Linked DNA regions of Homo sapiens: region 1 is linked to region 2. The links are chromatin contacts, found by Hi-C in ENCODE. All regions are on one chromosome and are shown on one strand. The core of a region is the stretch at or near the end of the contact, and the rest is flanking DNA. Distances in the headings are between cores, read along the strand shown. Region 1 has its middle 77 kb from the start of RYBP. Region 2 overlaps LOC105377161 (a long non-coding RNA gene).

What was found. Hi-C counts contacts between places; a loop is a spot of excess contacts on that map. Pooled maps may share reads with other maps.
Region 1: a loop to region 2 is called in a pooled map, with 7 times the contacts of the local background. The contact joins two enhancer-like sites. A Hi-C loop is called at or near these places in 4 of 37 single-sample maps with no recorded cell type and 11 of 50 pooled maps.

What each region holds. Positions count from the first base shown.
Region 1 is chr3:72,521,785-72,526,266 of GRCh38, forward strand. No RefSeq gene overlaps it. Among named protein-coding and RNA genes, the nearest start is that of RYBP, 77 kb to the left of the region's middle. Within about 2 kb of position 1,712, at least 9 of the 41 ENCODE cell types and tissues checked have a DNase peak (open chromatin) inside an H3K27ac peak, as active enhancers do.
Region 2 is chr3:72,627,730-72,631,784 of GRCh38, forward strand. The region is part of intron 8 of LOC105377161 (a long non-coding RNA gene); the gene reads right to left. Among named protein-coding and RNA genes, the nearest start is that of RYBP, 180 kb to the left of the region's middle. Within about 2 kb of position 1,667, at least 4 of the 41 ENCODE cell types and tissues checked have a DNase peak (open chromatin) inside an H3K27ac peak, as active enhancers do.

The DNA.
Region 1 (4,482 bases), core at 462-2,961, 110 kb before region 2:
AGGCAGGTGGATCACTTGAATTTGGGAGTTCCAGACCAGCCTGGCCAATATGGTGAAACCCCGCCTCTGCTAAAAATACGAAAATTAGCCTAGCATGGTGGTGCACATCTGTAATCCCAGCTACTAGGGAGCCACAAGAATCACTTGAACCCCAGAGGCGGAGGTTGCAGTGAGCCCAGATCGCACCACTATACTCCAGCCTGGGCAACAGAAAAAAAAAAAAGAGATGTTTTCATCCTTCATATTATTTCTCAAGATGGCATCTGTGAACAACCCAAATATCCATCAATAGTAGAGCAGATAAATAAACTGTGGCATAATCACACAACGGAATACTCCCCAGCATCACAGGGAAATGGAACTGCTACCCACAATGGCATGGATGAATCTCAGAGGTATAATGTTGAGTGAACAAAATCAGACAACAAAGACTACACACTGTAGGATTCCTCTTCTATAAAGTTCAAAAACTCACCTATCATGATCGAGTTACAAAATGGTTATCTTTGGCAGAGGGTATTGACTGGAAGAAGGCACAAAAGAGCCTTCTAGGGTGCTGGCCTGGCCTATATCCTGATTTGGGTGGTAGGTACGTAGGTGTACACATAGGTGCGCACGCATTGAGCTGTATTTTTAGCATTTGTGTACTTCGCTGTGTGTTGCATCTCAGTAAAGCAGTCCCCACCACAAAGACAGCTTCTGGATACAGGCAAGAGCTTAAACAGCTTTGGGTGCTGGAGAAGGAACCGCTCATCTGTGGAAATCCACTGGCCTTCCTGGAGAGGTCTTTCCAAGTAGTCGGCTTGTCCTCTGACGGCACCTGCTGAGGAGTGTCTGGTTCCCCTGCTCACATCTCCTTTGCTTTAACCTCCTGCGATGAGCTCCTGAGCTCAACTCCAGACCTCTGGTTCACCAGTCCTCTTAGCCTTTCAGCCACTACCCTCCTCCAGCTTGGAAACCCTTGGGGTCCTAAGGGCCTGTTGACCTGGACGTCTCTCTCAGCCATTTCTGCTACCCTGGCCTAGCAGCCACTCCCATCTGGGCCTTGTAAAGGAGGGGATGTGCCTCCCCTGTGCCAAAAGGGCTTTCTGCTTACCCCTTTTGTCTGACAGCAACTGCCTGTGATGTTTCCTCTCTATGCGCTGATGTCCTCCCGTTTCCTGGAGCAATCCCGGGAGAAGGGAGGGAGGGAAAGAAACTGTATTGACATGCACAGAAATAAGGCACACTGAGAGGTATTTTAAAATCTATTATGTCCCTTACCCTTGATTTCTTTTAGGTAGAGTCTGGTTTCTTTTCATTATGTGACTTGGGTGATTCAAATCAGCATGGTTAGGATAGAATCACGGTATTTTAGCAATGAAGAGGTTCTTAATCATCATTTCAAATTCCAAGAGGGACGATTTCCAATTGTGTGGTCCTAAGTACATGAACACATTTATTATCCTGCTTCCCACCCAGCCCCCAACACACATAAGCATCACTCATCAATCATTATGATCACCAAGAAGATGCCTCCCGACACATCCACAGTTCTAAATGTCCCAAGGCAGGGTTTAGCCTCATTTGTTTATTTTGCAGATAACGAAATTGAAGCCCAAAGCAGAAAAATGACTTATCCAAGCCCCTGACAAAACAGGGCCTGATTTCCAGTTCCGTGAGATTTGTAGGTCACCCTGTTAACTTTTGGTGTAAGTTTGAGGAACTAAAACGAGGCACTGCAAGGGAACTTCTGTTTCTTACTGAATTTCTGCTTTCCTTTCTGGCAGTAGAAGCTGTCCCATGTCACTTCCTCTTTCCCTCCCTGAGAGTTAGCAGATAGCGTGGTGCCAGAGCCATTGCTTCCCTCTCAAGCAGAGGGGCAGTGGAGGCATGTCTGAGAACTTGCTGGCAGACACACCCAGTGTGGACCTGCCCTATTTATCCACACTCTCCACCCTGACCACATTAGACAGATATGCAAACACTCAGCATCCGGCAAACCCCCCACCACCCTCCCGGCCAAGTCTCATCACAGATCCATAAAAGACAGTGAAAATACACCGAGGTCTGATTTATTCTACTTTAGATGCAAAGACTGCTCCATCCCATCACCCCATGTCATTCAGATACAGGCGGCTTGATGCTGGCAGCATGTGGAGCAAAGTAAGTGAGGAGGAGGTTCAGCACAGTGGCTGGGAACACAGGAGTTAGAGCCATTCGTTCATGCATTCATGTAAGCACTCATTCATTCATGCATGCAAGCATTCAAGCACTGGTTCATTCATTCTCCATTCCAGTGTTTATTGAGCTCTTACAATCGTTGGGTTCATTCTGGGCATCAGGTAACATGCTGGTAAACACAATAGATGTGTTCCCAACCTTGTGAACTTACAGTCTCTAGATTGAGCTCAAAACCTGGCCCTGCCACTGAACACCTATGTGGCCTTGGGTGAATTGCTGAATCTCTCTGAACCTCTACCTCTTCATCAATAAAACAGGAAAATAGAAATAGAGTTGTGAAGAGTAAGTATAAAAAAGGATGGGAAGGAACTAGCCCAGTTCCTGGTATATAATAGGTGGTAAGTAGGTCACAGTTACTATTATTGCTAAAAATTTAACATTCGATAGGAACAATCCCTAAATCCGTATACCTAAAACCTGGACATGAAATTTTGGCTAAGAGCTCTATATTTTACCTAAATTATGTATAATAAACCAGCTTTTTTCAAAGATGTGTAGTTGTATATCATAAATCAAATACACATATATATAAGGTGTATATCATAAACAAAAAACCCTATGTGTGTATAGTATGTGTGTGTGTATGTGTGTGTATCTTAACTGGCATGGTATCATAATTTCTATATTCTTTTTTTTTTTTTTTTTTTTTTTGAGGTGGAGTCTTGCTCTGTCGTCCAGGCTGGAGTGCAGTGGCGTGATCCCAGCCTGGCTCACTGCAACCTCCACCTCTCAGGTTCAAGCAATTCTCCTGACTCAGCCAACCAAGTAGCTGGGACTACAGGTGTGTGCCACCACGCCTGGCTAATTTTTATATTTCTAGTAGAGACGGGGTTTCACCGTGTTGGCCAGGCTGGTCTTGAACTCCTGACCTCAGGTGCTCCCCACCACCCAACCTCGGTCTCCCAAAGTGGTGGGATTACAGGCATGAGCCACCGCGCCCGGCTGAGAATTTCTATATTCTAATGTAAGACAATGATACTTTGTATGGATACACAATTTTAAAAGAGGCTTGGGCCAGGTGCTGTGGCTCATGCCTGTAATCCCAACATTTTGGCAGGCTGAGGCAGGCAGATTGCTTGAGCTCAGGAGTTCAAGACCAGCCTGGACAACATGGTGAAACCCCATCTCAAATACAAAAAATACAAAAAATTAGTTGGGCGTAATGGCACATACCTGCAGTCCCAGCGACTCAGGAGGCTGCGGTGGGAAGATCTCTTGAACCCAGGAGGCAGAGGTTGCAGTGAGATGAGATCGCACCACTGCACTCCAGCCTGGGGAACAGAGCAAGACCCCACCTCAAAAATAAATAACTAAATAAAAATAAAAACGAAAGATGCTTGGACAAAGAAAACATGACATAAGCCATGAGTCTTTTAATATTCTATTCTCTTCCTGGGCCTCCGCTCTTGACAGACACTTTACCTTATTTAGCCTCTGCTGCCTGGTCTTGAAACCTCTAAATAGATGGGTTATTTCAGGCTGGCCAAACCCTCGAAATTATTTGCCAGCAGCATTTTGGAAACATATCCCCTTACTGCGAGAAACAGCAGCCAAAGCAAAGGACTGTGTGGTTGCTCCCAATCCCCTTCCTTCTGAGCCTCTGCTTCGGCTGCTGGGTTCAGCTCACAGAAGGCACTGTAGGCGAAGGAACGAGTGTGGCTTTGAGGTCTTTGCCAAGTGCGTGACCCATGGAAAGTTACCAAGCTATGAGAGCCTCAGTTTCCCCATTGGTAAAGAGGGACATAAATGTCACTTTGCAGGGTTATTGGGATAATTGACTAGGTCAGTGATGAAAATAGTCACTCATAAATGGCAGCTAAGGGTCCAGCACAGTGGCTCACAGCTGTAATCCCAGCACTTTAGGAGGCCAAGGCAGGTAGATCACCTGAAGTCAGGAGTTCGAGACCAGCCTGGTCAACATGGTGAAACCCCATCTCTACTAAAAATACAAAAATTAGCTAGGTGTAGTGGCCATGTGCCTGTTATCCCAGCTACTTAGGAGGCTGAGGCACGAGAATCTCTTGAACCCAGGAAGCGGAGGTTGCAGTGAGCCGAGATTGTGCCACTGCTTTCCAGCCTGGGCAACAGGGCGAGACTGCATCTCAAAAAATAAATAAATAAATGGCAGCTAAGGAATAGATAAAACTTTTCATTACAAATCGGGGATTAGCCTCAATGTACAAACTTCCTGGGAAGGGTGGTGGGCTTTACACATGGTGGAAGTCCGTGACATTCCTGGGCCTTTCCTATAGACCCTTT
Region 2 (4,055 bases), core at 417-2,916:
ATTTATAAGCAATTTTTCACTGTAAACAAAACTTTTACTTATCTGTTCTTCCTCAGATTTCTCCATAGTGAGCACCCACAGATGACTTGTTTGATAAAAATGATAGACATTCCAAAAAACAAAACCAAAAAAGTACAACTCTAAAATATTTTAGGAGAATTTGCTAGGTAAAAAAAATGCTAAGGCAAATCCTGAAAAACAATGCTCCCCTCCAATAAGGGCCTCTTGGTTCCCTAGCTTGTCTTTGATATGAAAATGCAATTTTAAAAGAGGGGTGGAATATTTCCACATAGACAGCTGGCTGAGAGCCAGATGCACCTCTGCCTGATACCAAAGGAAGCCAGGTGTTTGCTGATGCCTGTGGAATCCAGGCACACACCCCCTGGCCACATCTTGTCATCCCAAGATGAGGCACTGCTCCTCAGTGCACCCCAGTCTGCGTGCAGCATCTGAAAAGTCAGGCTGGGGCCATTTGGCCCTGCCCTTCCCATCAGGCCCGCGGCCTTAGCAAGCTGGAGCCTGTTTGCCTAGACCTAGTGGAGTGGAGGCCTCTGCTGAGAGATCTGGAAGATCCTGTTGGGCAGGACCAACTTGATGGATGACCTGCTCATTGCCAAAGGAAGGCGGGGTGAGGGTGCAGATTCTCCTCCCCGAGACACCAAAACGTGCCCCAGGGGACCTTAGAAAATAACTGCTCTTCTCTCATACAGGGGCACAGAGTTGCTTCCTGTCAGATGGCAAATGGTAATCATGGTGGCTTTAAATATTCCCGCACAGCCTGGGGTGCCTGAAAGCATTTCAGAATCATGATGGGCAAAGCTGGAGGATACATTTTCCTTTCTTGTGCACCAGGTACGAAGACTCTCAGCTCCAGGCACAGCAGGAAAGTATGCCAAGTGCCTCTTGGCACTTCTCCTGGAAGCGTAAGGGGTCCCCTCCTTCATTCAGGCACCAACCTCCTTGCTCCCCACCCGCTAACTCTGCTATGGCCAGCCCAAACTTATCTTCTCTCCTGTTCACCCATACATCATCTTCCCTTCCTCTGAAAAACATTCCATCAAAGTTCACATTGCTCATTGCCTAGGGTTCAGCTTAATATTCATGGAGAAAATGATCTAATCAAACTACGTATTAACGAATAAGAACACCTTAATGTACTCAGCCAAAGGTATGAATCTCAAACAGCTGAATTTTACCATTTGGTGGCAGGCCAGTGAGCAGAGGCTTGTTTTGCTGAATGCCTTCCTAAAAAAAATCCCAAACCAGAACACCTAGCAACTGGAAATTGGCACTGCCCACCATAATTTCATAGGGAATATAATCTGTTAGAATGTTAAGGGAACTTGAAGACTACATCATAAAAATAGTAAACATGATTTGAGTAATTTTTATGCTGTACAAATTATCTTTTTTTAATCCATGCAATAGATATTCTCACCCCATTTTATAGATGCAGAAGCTGTGGCTTAGAGAGGTTAAGTAACCTTCCTATGACCACACTGCAACGGAGGAAGTTGAGATCTGAACCCTGAAAGCCTGGCTTTAGTTTGAACTCTTCTATGCATTACTGTCTTCCACTTCTTTTTGCAGCCTAGAACACTGAGATTGTATGAGGATTGGAGATACAGAGACTGATGAGTGAATGAGCAAGGCCAGAATCTTCCTACTTCTTGGCACTAGTTCTCTTTTATCAGAAAACAGGAAGTGCAATTCTATGAGTCACAGAGGTCAGAAGCAGGTAGGGAGAGCCTGACAATTACTTCTAACTAATTGGTATTCAATGTCTTTTAACCATGGCAACCTTTGTTCAAGTGAGATCTTACTTGGAAGTCCAATATATTCTGCAGATAAAAGTGAGTTCCTCGGGTTAAAGGTGCGAGAGGATAGCCCAAACTTTAATCTTGAACCTACAGTGGCCCCTGTGGCTTTTCCATGGAAGCCCTAGGCCTTGAGAAGCAGATCTGGAAAATCACTCCTTGTTGTTGATTGCAAAAATTGCCAAAATGCATTGCAGCTTCTCCCATCAAGAGGCAGAGCTATTTTCTCTACTCCCAGAACTGGGGTGGGCCTTGTGACTTGCTTTGACAGAATGCAGCAAAAGTGACATGGCGCCAGTTCTCAGTTGACGCCTCAAGAGACTTCATGCTCTTCTGTGCTTGCTCTTGGAACCCTTCCACCACCAAGTGAGCAAGCCCAGGTTGGCCTGCTGGACGGTGACAACCTCAGTCATCTCAGCCCAGCTCTCATTGTGCGAGAGCAGGATGGCCTGCTGGATGGCGACAGCCCCAGTCATCTCAGCTGAGACCGTCGCAAGCCAACCTGGCAGCTGATCATGCCCATCTGAGACCAGACCAGCCCAGTACAGACCCAAAGGACTGCCTGGCTGAGGCTGGCCAAATTGCTGACCTACACAATTGTGAGCTAAAGGTGAGTAAATGATGTTTTAAGCTATCAAGTTTTGGAGTCATTTGCTTTGCAGCAATAACTAATGGATATAGTTCCCTAATAGAAGAATCTCAAAATGACACCAAGGTCTTCCCCTCCGGTCTCCAAATGTGGAGGAATGGCACAGCAAGGAGTCCCTCCCCAGACATCCCCTATCCCCAATCCTAACCCAAGGCCCCCAAATCCACCTCTGCCTTAGGATGTAATGGGCAAAGGAGAGGCATCCCCAGCTGCCCTTATTCCAAACAGAATGACAATCACAGAGGGGAAATGAAAGACTCCTTTACATGATCCTACAAGAGCCAAACTTCCATCTAAAGAATTCAGTTGGAAATCCACTTGTGTGCAGCTGTTTCCTGCAAGTGCTTCAAGGCTTGTGGCATCCTCAAAGCCAGGGGTTGGGGGAGAAGCAGAAGGAAGAAGGGGAGAGGGCCTTAAAGGTTAAACCTGGCACATTAAAGCTGCTCAGAAAACACCAAAAAAATGTAAATGAACATTTTTAGCTGCAGTGGGAGAAAGGCAGCCCCGAGGCCGGGGGTTGATCTTTCAGAGTATCGGGCACACCGCAAAGCTGTCTCCATTTATTTACTTCTAATTGAAAGCTGGCGTGCTGAGGGTTACTCCACCCAGGCGTGAAGCGTAGCCATCCGTGAAAGATTTCCCAAGACCTCTCCCTCTGCAGAAGCATCCTTCATGTGCTTGAAAGGGAAAATGTCAAGGGGGCACTAAATTAAAACTCAGTTTTGTCTTTGAAAAATAGATTCAATCCTCAGTAGGACTTGGTTGGAGAGATACTAGCATTAGCATAATTTCTCAATGCATTTTATAGGCCAGTCAGAAAAAAAGGATATTCAGAAAATCTACCAGGAAAAAAAAAAAAGGTTTCATGGGGGGCCACACATGCTATTTTTCACAGAGAGAGACTCCTGGGACTCGTGGTTGACAATGGGTGGTTTTCTCGGTGAAATTTTACCTCTTCAGGGATGGTTTCAACACAATTGGTCAGCTGGTGGTAAATGCCATCCAAGAAAAATAAGTTGGCTGGCTTTCATGACTGTCATCCATATCCAAGTTCATTAGTTCACTCACTCATTCACTCCCTTCATGGATTCAGCAAACACTTATTGAGTCCCTGTGACGTGCGAGGCCCCGTGCTGGCTACTGGGCATACAACGGTGCCCATGACAGCCCACTCAACGCCTACAGTCTACCGGGAACGAGAGACAAGCCAGCGTGTTAAGAGAGTCCTCCATCTATGTGAGAGTACCCTCTGGAAAGCCTTCTGTGAGTCAGTTTTGCACATAAGCCAGATGGATTAAAACTCTGGCCCATTCAGTGGGTGCCCGTCAAGCAGCATTGGAAACATGTGAGCTTGCATGTGGCTGCCTACTTTGCTTCCTGCCTTTCTTCTTAGGCAAACTTTATCAATAGTGAATAAAGACTGGAGTCGGGCAGACATCCATCCAAATGCAGCCTCCATCTTACTATTGATACAGTCTCGGGCAAGACACCTGACTCTCAGAGCCTCATGTTGCTCATTGGTAAAACGAGGACAACAGCAGTCCTATGGCAGAAACCACCTGCCTCATCTTAATTTCCCTTTTTTTTTT